Regions from separate parts of the Homo sapiens genome. Here regions 1, 2 and 4 are each linked to region 3. Evidence: chromatin contacts called from ENCODE Hi-C or POLR2A ChIA-PET data. All regions are on one chromosome and are shown on one strand. The core of a region is the stretch at or near the end of the contact, and the rest is flanking DNA. Distances in the headings are between cores, read along the strand shown.

Evidence for each region. Hi-C counts contacts between places; a loop is a spot of excess contacts on that map. ChIA-PET counts read pairs that join two places held with the same protein, here RNA polymerase II (POLR2A). Pooled maps may share reads with other maps.
Region 1: a pooled map shows a loop between it and region 3 (2.3-fold over the local background). The contact joins two enhancer-like sites. A Hi-C loop is called at or near these places in 1 of 50 pooled maps. POLR2A ChIA-PET finds 5 or more read pairs at or near these places in 2 of 52 experiments (activated CD4-positive, alpha-beta memory T cell and activated T-cell).
Region 2: a map of transverse colon shows a loop between it and region 3 (5-fold over the local background). The contact joins two enhancer-like sites. A Hi-C loop is called at or near these places in 1 of 168 maps with a recorded cell type or tissue (transverse colon) and 1 of 50 pooled maps. POLR2A ChIA-PET finds 5 or more read pairs at or near these places in 1 of 52 experiments (activated naive CD4-positive, alpha-beta T cell).
Region 4: a loop to region 3 is called in a pooled map, with 2.1 times the contacts of the local background. The contact joins two enhancer-like sites. A Hi-C loop is called at or near these places in 1 of 50 pooled maps. POLR2A ChIA-PET finds 5 or more read pairs at or near these places in 3 of 52 experiments (activated CD4-positive, alpha-beta memory T cell, activated CD8-positive, alpha-beta T cell and activated T-cell).

What each region holds. Positions count from the first base shown.
Region 1 is chr17:80,875,780-80,878,804 of GRCh38, forward strand. The region is part of intron 13 of RPTOR (regulatory associated protein of MTOR complex 1); the gene reads left to right. Among named protein-coding and RNA genes, the nearest start is that of CHMP6, 110 kb to the right of the region's middle. RefSeq lists enhancers at 1,546-1,595, 2,813-3,025. Within about 2 kb of position 1,697, at least 4 of the 41 ENCODE cell types and tissues checked have a DNase peak (open chromatin) inside an H3K27ac peak, as active enhancers do.
Region 2 is chr17:80,909,130-80,912,251 of GRCh38, forward strand. All of the region lies in intron 21 of RPTOR (regulatory associated protein of MTOR complex 1), which reads left to right. Among named protein-coding and RNA genes, the nearest start is that of CHMP6, 81 kb to the right of the region's middle. RefSeq lists enhancers at 1,263-1,492, 1,613-1,802, 2,571-2,620. Within about 2 kb of position 1,587, at least 2 of the 41 ENCODE cell types and tissues checked have a DNase peak (open chromatin) inside an H3K27ac peak, as active enhancers do.
Region 3 is chr17:80,701,821-80,704,651 of GRCh38, forward strand. The region is part of intron 3 of RPTOR (regulatory associated protein of MTOR complex 1); the gene reads left to right. Among named protein-coding and RNA genes, the nearest start is that of RPTOR, 160 kb to the left of the region's middle. Within about 2 kb of position 1,376, at least 5 of the 41 ENCODE cell types and tissues checked have a DNase peak (open chromatin) inside an H3K27ac peak, as active enhancers do.
Region 4 is chr17:80,854,900-80,857,995 of GRCh38, forward strand. It overlaps RPTOR (regulatory associated protein of MTOR complex 1), which reads left to right. Exons shown (of 34, transcript NM_020761.3): 12 at 565-648; 13 at 2,891-3,001. Among named protein-coding and RNA genes, the nearest start is that of CHMP6, 140 kb to the right of the region's middle. RefSeq lists enhancers at 346-877, 878-1,408, 1,071-2,270, 1,590-1,884, 1,621-1,770 and 3 more. Within about 2 kb of position 1,717, at least 15 of the 41 ENCODE cell types and tissues checked have a DNase peak (open chromatin) inside an H3K27ac peak, as active enhancers do.

The DNA.
Region 1 (3,025 bases), core at 447-2,946, 170 kb after region 3:
CCACGCAGGGTGTGTGTGTCGCCTGCCGGGTCTTCCCACCGAGCCCGTGCCGCCCAGGATGTGTGTGTCACCTGCTGGGTCTTCACACCGAGCCCGTGCCACGCAGGGTGTGTGTGTCACCTGCCAGGTCTTCCACCGAGCCCGTGCCGCCCAGGATGTGTGTGTCACCTGCTGGGTCTTCACACCGAGCCCATGCCACGCAGGGTGTGTGTGTCACCTGCCAGGTCTTCCACCGAGCCCGTGCCGCCCAGGATGTGTGTGTCACCTGCTGGGTCTTCACACCGAGCCCGTGCCACGCAGGGTGTGTGTGTCACCTGCCGGGTCTTCCACCGAGCCCGTGCTGCCCAGGATGTGTGTGTCACCTGCCGGGTCTTCCACCGAGCCCGTGCCACGCAGGGTGTGTGTGTCGCCTGCCGTGTCTTCCCACCGAACCCGTGCCACGCAGGGTGTGTGTGTCGCCTGCCGGGTCTTCCACCGAGCCCGTGCCACGCAGGGTGTGTGTGTCGCCTGCCGGGTCTTCACACCGAGCCCGTGCCACGCAGGGTGTGTGTGTCGCCTGCCGGGTCTTCCACCGAGCCCGTGCCACGCAGGGTGTGTGTGTCGCCTGCCGTGTCTTCCCACCGAGCCCGTGCCACGCAGGGTGTGTGTGTCGCCTGCCGTGTCTTCCCACCGAGCCCGTGCCACGCAGGGTGTGTGTGTCGCCTGCCGTGTCTTCCCACCGAGCCCGTGCCACGCAGGGTGTGTGTGTCGCCTGCCGTGTCTTCCCACCGAGCCTGTGCCACGCAGGGTGTGTGTGTCGCCTGCCGGGTCTTCCACCAAGCCCCTCCGCCCAGGATGTGTGTGTCGCCTGCTGGGTCTTCACACCGAGCCCGTGCCACGCAGGGTGTGTGTGTCGCCTGCCGGGTCTTCCACCAAGCCCCTCCACCCAGGATGTGTGTGTCGCCTGCCGGGTCTTCCACCGAGCCCGTGCCACGCAGGGTGTGTGTGTCGCCTGCCGGGTCTTCCACCGAGCCCGTGCCACACAGGGTGTGTGTGTCGCCTGCCGGGTCTTCCACCGAGCCCGTGCCACACAGGGTGTGTGTGTCGCCTGCTGGGTTTTCCACCGAGCCTGTGCCATGCAGGGTGTGTGTGTCGCCTGCCGGGTCTTCCCACCGAGCCCGTGCCACTCAGGGTGTGTGTGTCGCCTGCCGGGTCTTCCACCGAGCCCGTGCCATGCAGGGTGTGTGTGTCGCCTGCTGGGTCTTCCCACCGAGCCCGTGCCGCCCAGGATGTGTGTGTGTCGCCTGCTGGGTCTTCCCACTGAGCCCGTGCCACGCAGGGAGTGTGTGTTGCCTGCTGGCTGCCGTTCTGCGCGTGTGTGGTTTCAAGTCTTGTTTCCTCTTCTGTTTAACGAGGCCCTTGGTCTAAGTGTGCTTGTAATTTGGGCGAGTGAGCAGCAGCCGAGAGAGTCCACCCCAGTCCCCCTAGCCAGCGAAGTGGGAGCTCCCAGGTTCCTGCCTGCGGGGAGGGTGGGGGCGGTTTGAGTTAGTGAAAATGTGTGTATTAAACAGATATGTAAATGACCCCTGCCGAGCGCTGAAAATGAAGGTATGAAAAGGCATCATCATCCGTGGTTCCCACCTGGCATAATGACCGTATCAGAACAGACATCTGGTAGTATACACCACATAGTTGCCAGACTCCGATACCAAGGGCACATCTAAGTTCTCCCACCCTGATTTGCATGCCTCAAATTCAGAATTAGTGAGATTTGAGTCAGTGATGCTTCATTACACTCTCGTGAGACATGTTTGAGGAGCTTCACCGTGAATGTGTGGGCTTCGATTTGACTTGTGGAACCTGTGGTTAAAACAAAGGAAGGTGCCTTCATTCTCAGAACCCAGTGCTTTTTCTGTTGCCCTGGCCCTCTGGGCTGAGTCTTTACGTGGACGGCGGTCGATGCATCTCAGTTTATTTGTCAAAACCTTCAGCTAAAGCCAGTTGTTGCTTGAAAACTGCCTGCTTAATTGGCCTCCTCAGCTCGGGGGAGCAGCTTGCAATCTGAGGCCGGCGCCTGGCTCCCTGACCACCCGCTCCCCATCGTGCTCAGCTCTCATTCCAGCAGCCCAGCCCATAACCCGCCTCATCAGTGTATTGATGTGAGGCAGAAACACCTCATTGTAAGAGCACCCCTGAGAAATGGCGGGGTTAGGGGCTTCTGGGCTGCATAACCAGCAGATTCCCTCTGCAAAACTGCTCCTGCCTCAGTGGGAAAGGGCCAGCTGTGCAGGGCTGCACTGGAGAGCCGTTCTCTTCTTGATCCTCAGGCATCCAGTTCTTAAAATTCCGGCCCTCTGTCCTTGCATGGCCTTCGTCCTCTGGAAAGGAGCATGCTGGGAGCTGGCAGAACGCACGCCTCACTCTGTCGATGCAGTGTCTGTCACTGCTCAGTTTCTAGGTATTGATCCTAGAAACCCATGCTCTGTGGGTCCCTCTCCAAGAAACACAGCATCCATGATTTGTACATCGCACTGCAGTTTCAGACTGCTTTCACATGCGTGGTTTCATCTCTGACTCCACGACCTGAGCACAGATTTTTTTTTTTTGAGACGTAGTCTTGCTCTGTCGCCCAGGCTGGAATGCAGTGGTGCGATCTCAGCTCACTACAGCCTCCGCCTCCCAGGTTCCAGCGATTCTCCTGCCTCAGCCTCCCGAGTAGCTGGGACTACAGGCACGCACCACCACACCCTGCTAATTTTTGTATTTTTTAGTAGAGACAGGATTTCACCATATTGGCCAGGCTGGTCTCGAACTCCTGACCTTGTGACCCGCCTGTCTCAGCCTCCCAAAGTGCTGGGATTATAGGCATGAGCCACCACGCCCAGCTGAGCACAGATTTTTAAAACTTTACCTGGGTCCCTGACTAGTAAGAGGGAGAACCTGGACTTGAAACTTAGTTTTGTTTCAAATCTTGCCCCTTTTCCTCGGGTTTTGGGCAAATACTTCCCGAAGTATTATCGTTACCCCTGAATATCCAAGGCAGGAT
Region 2 (3,122 bases), core at 337-2,836, 210 kb after region 3:
CTGGATTTACTGATGCCTGTCAAGGCAATTAGGGGAGGACTGACATTATCTTTCAGGATCCTCTGGTGTCTGGGTGAGCTACAGTGCTGGCCCTTCTTCCATTTTTTTTTTCTTTCTTTACTTAATTATTTATAAGAGATGGGGTCTCCCTGTGTTGCCCAGGCTGGTCTTGAACTCCTGGGCTCAAGGGATCCTCCTGCCTCAGCCTCCCAAAGTGCTGGGATTACAAGCGTGAGCCACTGCACCTGTTTTTTGTTTTTGTAAGACAGTCTCACTCTGTCCAGACTAGAATGCAGTGACCTGATCACGGCTCACTGTAGCCTCCAACTCCTGGGCTCAAGCAATCCTCCCACCTCAGCCTTGGAAGTAGCTGGGACTACAGGTGCACACCACCACACCCGGCTAATTTTTAAATTTTTTGTAGAGACAGAGTCTCAGTGTGTCGCCCAAGCTGGTCTCTAACTCCTCAGTTCAAGTGATCCTCCTGCCTTGGCCTCCTGAAGTGCTGGGATTACAGGCATGAGCCACCACACCCAGACTTTTCTTCCCTTTCTGATAGCAGTAATTTTTGACTCATTCAAAACCCTTCTAGTTAATGGTTTCTTATTCATGGCCATTCTAGCTCAAGGGAACTTTTCAAAGAATCAGTTTTTGGTTTCATTGGTTTTTCTCTGTTGTTTGTCCATTTTCCATTTGATTGATTGAGCTTTCATCAATAAAGCTTGCTTTCTTCTGCTTACTTTGAGTTTAATTTGCTCTTCTCATCCTAGTTTCTTAAGGTAGAAGCAGAGGTCATTGATTTTAGTCCTTTCTCTTTGGGGACTGTAAACTCTTCTCAGTCCCTTTTGTGAGCTCTGGGCATTTGGCCTACCGCCTTCCCGCTGTTTTTTCTCTGCCTCATGGGTTGTCACTCTACCCTTGAGCAGATGAATACTTAGTCAAAGACCCCAGGGGCCTCTCCTGCAGACCTTGGAAGCTTTCCCCTCTCCAGTGCTCTGTCCTGCAAATTGTCACCACCTCAGCCTCCCTGGAGCCCCAGTCTCTGTCTCCTGTTCCCTGAAAGTGCTGGGCTCCCCGTCTCTGCACTGTGGCCTGGGACTGCCTGAAACTACCTGCAAGCCGGACACAGGGCAGCTGTTTATTTCCGTTCTCTCAGGGATCACAAGCCCGTGACACCCAGCACCCAGTGTCCAAAAACAATTGTTTACGGTATTTGTCCTGGTTTTCTAGTTGCTTATGGAAGTTGGATGATTTATGTGGAATTAGAAGTCACTCATTATAGCACTTAAAAATTTTTTGGTAACTTTTTGATAAAACTTCAAAAGCTTACAGAAATGTTGCAGGAAGAATGCAGGGAAAGGCCACACTCTTGCAGCCTCTGTGGTGTTCTACGTCTTCATCTGACCTCGTCACGGCTATGGCGTTGCCTCGGGTATCACTCAGTGCCAGGGTCTGCAGGGTCGAGGAGCCACGGCTTCCCATCCTAGTCCATCGCTTTTTCCAAATGAGCTATCGAGTCTCCCCCTCTCATTTGCTGTGGCCTTCTGGGTCCTGGCCGGCCATCGAGCCAGGGTTCCTGCAGCTCCTCAGCTCCTTTTGCTGATATTATACTTCTGTGGCTTTCGGTTCCTTCAACTAAGTTATTTTCTGTTGGTCTAGTTATATCTTAGATGGAAATCACCTTACCGTCTGCAGTTGGTTCTTCTTCAGTTCTTTTTTTTTTTTTTTCTCTTGCTCTGTTGCCAGGCTGGAGTGCAGTGGCACAATCTCAGCTCACTGCAGCCTCCGCCTCCCAGGTTCAAGCAGTTCTGCTGCCTCAGCCTCCCAAGTAGCTGGGACTACAGGCGTGAGCCACCACACCCGGCTAATTTTTGTATTTTTAGGAGAGACGAGGGGTTTCACCGTGTTGGCCAGGATGGTCTCGGTCTCTTGACCTCGTGATCCGCCTGCCTCGGCCTCCCAAAGTGCTGGGATTACAGGCGTGAGCCACTGCGCCTGGCCTGTTCTTTATGGTATCACCGGTATAGTCACAAGTAGCCTATTGGCCAACTTGGAAAGGTCCAGATTGTTTAATTCTGCACCGGCCTCCCCTCCTGCAGCGGACTCTGCCACTTCCTTCGTCACCGCATCCCTGCAGCGGATTCTGCCACCTCCTTCGTCACCGTGTGGTGTGGCCAGCTGCACGGGCACCTGGAGACGTTCATCCCCAGGCAGCAGGCCATCTCCTCAGGTTTCTTTTATGTGCTACTGGCCTGTTGAAAATAGCCAGTCAATTAAGTTAATGTTTTCATTATGCGGTAAGAAAACTAAGAAATAATATAATTATTTGCTTTTAAACTAGGAATAAGATAAATACAAAAATAAACCTCAGGCTGGGTGTGGTGGCTCACACCTGTAATCCCAGCACTTTGGGAGGCCAAGGCGAGAGACGATCACTTGAGCCCAGGTGTTTTGAGACCAGCCTGGGAAACATAGTGAAACCCCGTCTCTACAAAATAGTAGCAAGTTAGCCGGGCACGGTGGCAAGCACTTGTGGTCGCAGCTACCCAGGAGGATGAGGCTGGAAGATCCCTTGAGCCCAGGAGCTCAAGGCTGCAGTGAGCTATGATTGTGCCACTGCACTTCATCCTGGGCGGCAGAGTGAGACCGTGTCTTTTAAAATAATGTTTAAAAATATATGTTTGTTACACATTATGGTCTGAGACCAAGAAGGGGAGGCAGTAAAGCAGACAGGAAGGAAATAAGGAAGAAAAGAAAGTCATAAGACTGCACAAACACCCCTGAGGAAACCACCCACGGAGGCCCCAGACCAGAGCAACCGGTCCCGAGGCCTCTCAGATGAGCTGACGCTCTGGAGGATTGGGACTGAAACCGTCACATCTGCCTGCTACGGATTAGGGAAAATCAGTTCTTACCACTTACCACTGCCCTTTTAGACTCTAAATAGCCTCTACCACTTTTAGTTTAAGATTTCAAGGTTGGGTTTTAAATAGCCGTTTTCACTAAAATAGTTGTAAAAGCTTTTTACGAACATTAATAAATGGTTTAAGTTTTTAGAATTGATGGCCAGTTCGCGTCTCTGCTGGCAGTTCTCTGACACACAGGAGTGTCTGGTGGCCTCT
Region 3 (2,831 bases), core at 126-2,625:
ACAGGGCTACCCCTGGTGGGATTTTGTCAAAGGGGAAGACCCACCAAGTAGAGCCCCTGAGCCCCTCCTCTTCCCAGGTGGCCGTCTCTCCTTGATCCACACCAGCGGCAGTTTGTGCAGCTTCACCAGAGCTTCTAGCGGGACCATGCCGCCACGAGGGCCACTGGGAGCAGAGTCCCTCCCATGCTCAGGGCTCTCCAGGGTCTGAAGTCTGCACTTGTATGAGAAGGAGCTCCAATACCAATAAAAGTCTACGTGGAAAATGCAGAATCTGATTGCAGTAGCATTTCTTAGGCCTTATTAGCATATAAATTTACCAGGTGTCATTTTAGGACAAGAGCCCGTCACTGAGAAGGAAATGAAATTTGGAGCTGCATTTTCCTTCATTAAACCAAGGGCCCATTTTTGTTTTGTTTTGTTTTTTGTTTTGTTTTCTTTTCTTCGGTTATTCATTCTTTTATTATCTTCTGCTGTCACATCCTCCAAAACTCCTGTGCATATATTTTCTTGCACCTTGAGATTTGGCATTTCAGGAAAAATGCCTAGCACAATAGGCTGTAGTTTAGAGACTTGCTTTGTCATTTTATATGTCCAGCAGAAATTGTCGTAACTCCCCCGGATGATCAGATGCTCCCGTGCCTCTCCTGTCTCTCAGACCACACAGCTATTATCCCTGGCATTCTAGTTGTGAGACAAAACCTTAACACAATGTGGTGACATTTAATTTAGTGTTTCTCATTTCAAAGCCCTTAAAAATATTAATTAATTCCCATGAAGCCCCAGGAGGCGTATTATTAATATCTGTGGCGCCTTTCATGCTAGTCCATTAATGTGCCTTCTCTACGCAATAGGTAAGAAAATGAAGCTAAATCCGTTTTTCGCAGCCCCATGGGATAAGACCTTCACAGAGCCAGGGTCAGAAATGATGAATCCTTAATTTTATTGGTGTCCCTGAATAATCTACCCCGTGGCCTTCTGTGTGGCGTGGAAGAACAGCACTCCTGTTCAGGAGCAATCTCAGGAGACAGCGAATGATTTTCCTGTGGAGCTGTGACTTCAGCAATCCTAGTTCGATAGCTGTGTTGAGGAGAGTAGAATTGAGAAAAACTGCCGCAGCAGTAATGTAATAAGTGAGATGGAGCAGGAGGCACTTGACAATTTCACTAGAAAATCTCCCAGCGATCTGTGGGCCCTGCAGTGAACCCAGCCCCTGCAGATCGATGGGCCCGTGCTCCAGGGAGACAGATGTGGAGATCAGCACCGTGGCTTGTTCTTATTTTGGGGTGCCTTATCTTTCCGTGCCTTTGTTCTTCACCACTATGCATGGGGGATTTCTGTAGCCTTAGCAACCAGAAAGCAGGGTGGATCTGTGGAATTAGACTCCGAAATCTCGAGTTTAGTTGACAGCGCTTTTTCCTTCCTTCTGATTGCCTCGCCGTCTGGCAAGCTCTGCATGTGTTCTTTTCTCACCTGTATCTGCAGCCCATGACTCCGGAAGTCTTTCTGACTCTGAAAAACATATCCTGTGTTCACTAAGGGGAAGTGGTTTTAATGTGCATGAAAAGAGGCTGGCAGGCGCTCACCCCACCTGGACCCTAGACCCTGGAGAAGGGGTGGGAAGTTAGCTTCAGTGGACGTTCCTGATAAACGTGAGCTCAGGTGGCTCACTTCCCCTGGCCTGACTGCAGACTTGAGCCAGGAACACCCATTCCGCCTTGTGTGTGAGACCCAGGAGGATCAAGGAGATATCCTTTAGCATCCATTAAAAAAAAAGTTTTTTTTGAGTCCTACCTCTCCATTTTTGCTCTTCCCTACTTGAGCTGTCTTAAAGCATCCCTGGAGGTAGGAAAATGCATAGACCCTCCTTCCCAGGGCCCCAGTACTGCCGGAGGAGCCTCGGTGATGGCTGCACCTCTGCCCTGGGGCCTGGAGCTGGGCTAACGCTTTCTTGGAAAACCTCTAATTGTTTCTACCAAGTTAGCCAGGACACTTTTTAAAAAGCACTTTCATTAAAAATGCATAGGTATTTGTTTTAATTTACATAACGGCCCAGACCAAAATGGGATGTGGCCTGCTGCTTAGACTGGCCATTATCACGCCTCTGATTCAGAGAAAAACCTAAATTTCATGTTTATGCAGGTCTTATAGCTGATGCGTTTGGTTTGAAGGAGCAGGTGAACTAGGTCCTCTCCAGGACTTGGTGCTTTTTTGTTGGGTGTGGAGAGACATGGGCGAGATGGGGCTGTTGCTGCTGCGCTGATTTGAAGCCATCTCTCCAGACTGAACCCGTCCTACGTGTCCGCCATTCTTTCTACCTATCCACCTGAAGACGGAATGTCTAGCTACCTCTACTTCAGACTTATTTTCTAATTTAGAATGTACTTACTTGAGTGGATGTGGTTTTGGAGGGCCTGTAGCCAAGGTCGTGACAGCTGAATAAAATGTTTCCTTCTTTGCCCCCAGAACTGCGCTTTCATTTATCAGCTGCCCTTGGTGTGTTGTATGGGATCAGCCAACATTCAGGTATTTAGAACATTAAGACTCAGTGGCCTGGTTCTGTCTCACCAAGAACACAAATAAACAGTTGATGAATCCATCACATCAGTGATGAATCCAGAATGTGTCCATCATTTTCGTAAGTCTTAGTATGCAGAGAATCTCAGATAGCAAAGCAGAAAGGATGATGTCACAGACGCCTTGGGTACCCAGCACCTGGATGCAGCTGTTTGTACACACATACTTTCTGATATTATGTTGACAGTGACTTACACCACTTCAACCTCAGGCAGGATTCTATCAGTTTCTTTACTACAAATTGATTTGTTTCTTTA
Region 4 (3,096 bases), core at 467-2,966, 150 kb after region 3:
AATAAATAAAAATGGTAAAAGTAGGAACATTTTGATGATAATTTAAATATCTATCACTGGGGAAGTTGTTTAAAAGAATTGTGTACATTTGCATAACGGAAGTACTGTGCCGCCTTTGGGAATAATATGGTCAGTACATACCTACTGATATGAACAATGTTCACAGTGCATTGTTTAGTTTAAAAAGGAGCTGAGAAATAGAATCACATATTATCTAGTTCAAGATCAGTAAGAGAAGTGTGGACATAAAGAACAATGTCTGAGTTCATATACCTAAATGTCACCAGTGGGTTAGCTTTTTAAATGCAATTAAAGCATGTTTGTTCTAGTATTTTCTACATTGAGCATCTTTTATCTGTGTAATAAAGGCATAAAGCGTGTTTTCTTCACCTGTCTAAAAGCATGAACTTGTAAGGAAAGGAGCACCAGCTCTAGGTAACTGAAGCAGCAGACAGATCTGAACTGTGGTCAGACCGCTCCAAAGCTGGCAGCTCATGCAGCAGCGTTTCGGGGTTGCACACCAGTATGGTTTGCAGTGATACCATTTTCTTCTTGTTCTTCCAGGTGCTGTTAAGCCAAGTGCACCGGCTGAGAGCATTGGACTTGCTTGGAAGATTTTTGGACCTGGGTCCCTGGGCAGTGAGCCTGGTGCGTGCCTTCCGCATTAACCTGGGGGCTGAGGGAGGTGGGACAGAGATTAGGCTCCGTGTTTCAGTCTGTGCACGTATTTCATGATCCAGAGCCACCCCCAGCCGTGAGACCCAGGGCGAGTGTGTCCACCGTGTTGGTGTCCTGTCACTCCTGAGGCCCTCAAGGAGCCCACTCTGTACCCGTGCAGCCTGCAGTGCTGCCTGGCGTTTGGGGGTCTGGGGTTGTCGCCCCTCTTTATGTCTGATGTTAGACATAGGAGTGAGTGTGTTGTCGGCCGGTCACCTTTTCCTGAGCCGCCCCCAGCGCTGCGGAGGAGCAGGGCGCCCCTGAGCCTGACGCAGCACCCACCTCGTGGTGCTGCTTCCCCCAGGAGGAGTCTGGATCCTCAGCACTGTCTGCTCACCATCATGGCAGGCACAATTCGGAAACGCTCTTCTGGTTCCTCATTCTATAGCAGAGTAGTAATGGCCACTAAAAACACCCTGGCAGAGGCAGGATCAAGAAGCGACGTGCGTTTAACAAATAACTCACAGGGAAAGTAAAAGGAGGCTGAGAGGGAACCACAGAGTCAAGGAAACTCGAGAGACCTATGGCCAGCTGCCATGTACAGTAAACCTTACTTGGTTCTGTTGAAGTTCCAAAAATGAATACTCATAAAACAATTAGAAATTTTACAGGTGCTGGATTTATGTTATTCAAGAATCATTGTTCGTTTTTCTTGGGTGTGGTAACTGGATCATGTTTTTATAAAAGAGACCTAATTTTTTAGAGATAGACACTGAATATTCACCAATGAAATCACATGACATATGAGCCTTAATTTACTGTGCTTGGGAGCGGTGCGGTGGGGCGGTGGGTGCGGAACCGCTGTCACTAGCTGGGTGGTGAGTACCTGGGTTTGGTGTATTTAAGTATTTTCATCAGATAATGTTGACAAAGAGTGGTAATTGATAGTCCAGCACTGAAGGACGAGAGAAAACATCCAAAACTTGGAAGAATCATTCAGCACTCACCACTGGGCCATTTTCACTCCAGGTGCCTGAGGCCACAAATAGCTTGTAACAGAGTCAGGGCCTGAGTCATCGGAGGAAGGCTGGCGTGACTCGGTCACTTGGTGTGTGCGTGGTGGTGTCGCTTAGTCATCCTGGAAAGGCCTGCGTGGTATTGCGTGCACTCTAAGAAGACAGGAAGCATGTATTCATAACAGTTTAGAAAGAGTTTCATTTTTAAGGTTAATTTTTTAAAACCAGTTTCTTCCCTTTAAAGAATTAAGCTTCTGCTCATTGGAAATTTGCCTAATACATGAATCGAGGCTGGATAAACGAGGTATTTTTACAGGTACAGATTTTGCCTCTCAGGTGAGGGCCCAGCCACCCGAACCAGAGAAACTGCTCATACCTTGTTAAATGTGGCCTTTCACAGGGAAGGGACCCAGGCCTAGGTCCCACCACCACCTCCTGTCTTGGTTACAGGGGACCTCACTTATTGGAAGGTGATACCTTTAGGATATCTTTGAAATTCCAGCAGCTTTGAGATAAGGACACAGCAGAAACCCCTGGCTGTGGAGTGCAGCAGTACTTTGCCAGGCATCCTCCACACTGCAGTGCCCTCCACGCCCTCCCTCCCCTGCCTCTGAGGGCAGAGAGTCCCCTGAGAATGACATGGCCAGAACTGGGCGCCAGTGAGCCCCTGGGCAACCCCCGCTCCTCCCTGCCTTTCCCAGGGCAGGCATCTTTCTCCCAAGGTGTATCTGAAGTGCAAACATGAGTGTTGAGCAAGCTGGCCGTGCCGTCACGGAGAGGTGGCCGTGGTGTCACGGAGAGGTGGCCATGCCGTCACGGAGAGGTGGCCGTGCCGTCACAGGTGGCCGTGGCTCGTACGTGAGCAACACAGTGAAGGTGCCTGATGCTCTGCTGCCAAGAGCAGACGAGGCCACTGAGGGCAGGCAAGGGCCCCAGGCGCAAGCAGCCTGCGCCTCCACAAGGAAAAGCTGCCACCCGATTCATTCCAGTCTCTTGACACCAGTCAAGGCTGGCAGTATGTGGCAGCTTCTAGGAATAAATCAGAGATGAATAAATCTGGAGGAAGCCCCTCTTTACTTTAAGTGAGGCCCATTCATTCCTGTTGCGTTTCCCATATGTGCTGAAGATAGCACCGCAGCTGGTCCCGCGTGGCACCCCTGCTGCTGCCCGTTCCCTTGCTGCGGCACAGGTGCGCTGACGCCCTCCCTCGCCCCCAGGCCTTGTCTGTCGGCATCTTCCCCTACGTGCTGAAGCTGCTCCAGAGCTCGGCCCGAGAGCTGCGGCCACTTCTCGTTTTCATCTGGGCCAAGATCCTCGCAGTGGACAGCGTGAGTATCCCCGCCCTCCTCCCCAGAGTGATGTGAACCTGCCGGCCCTTCTGGGGATGCCGAGCCCTGCGTTTCCAGCCTGCCCTTTCTCCAGC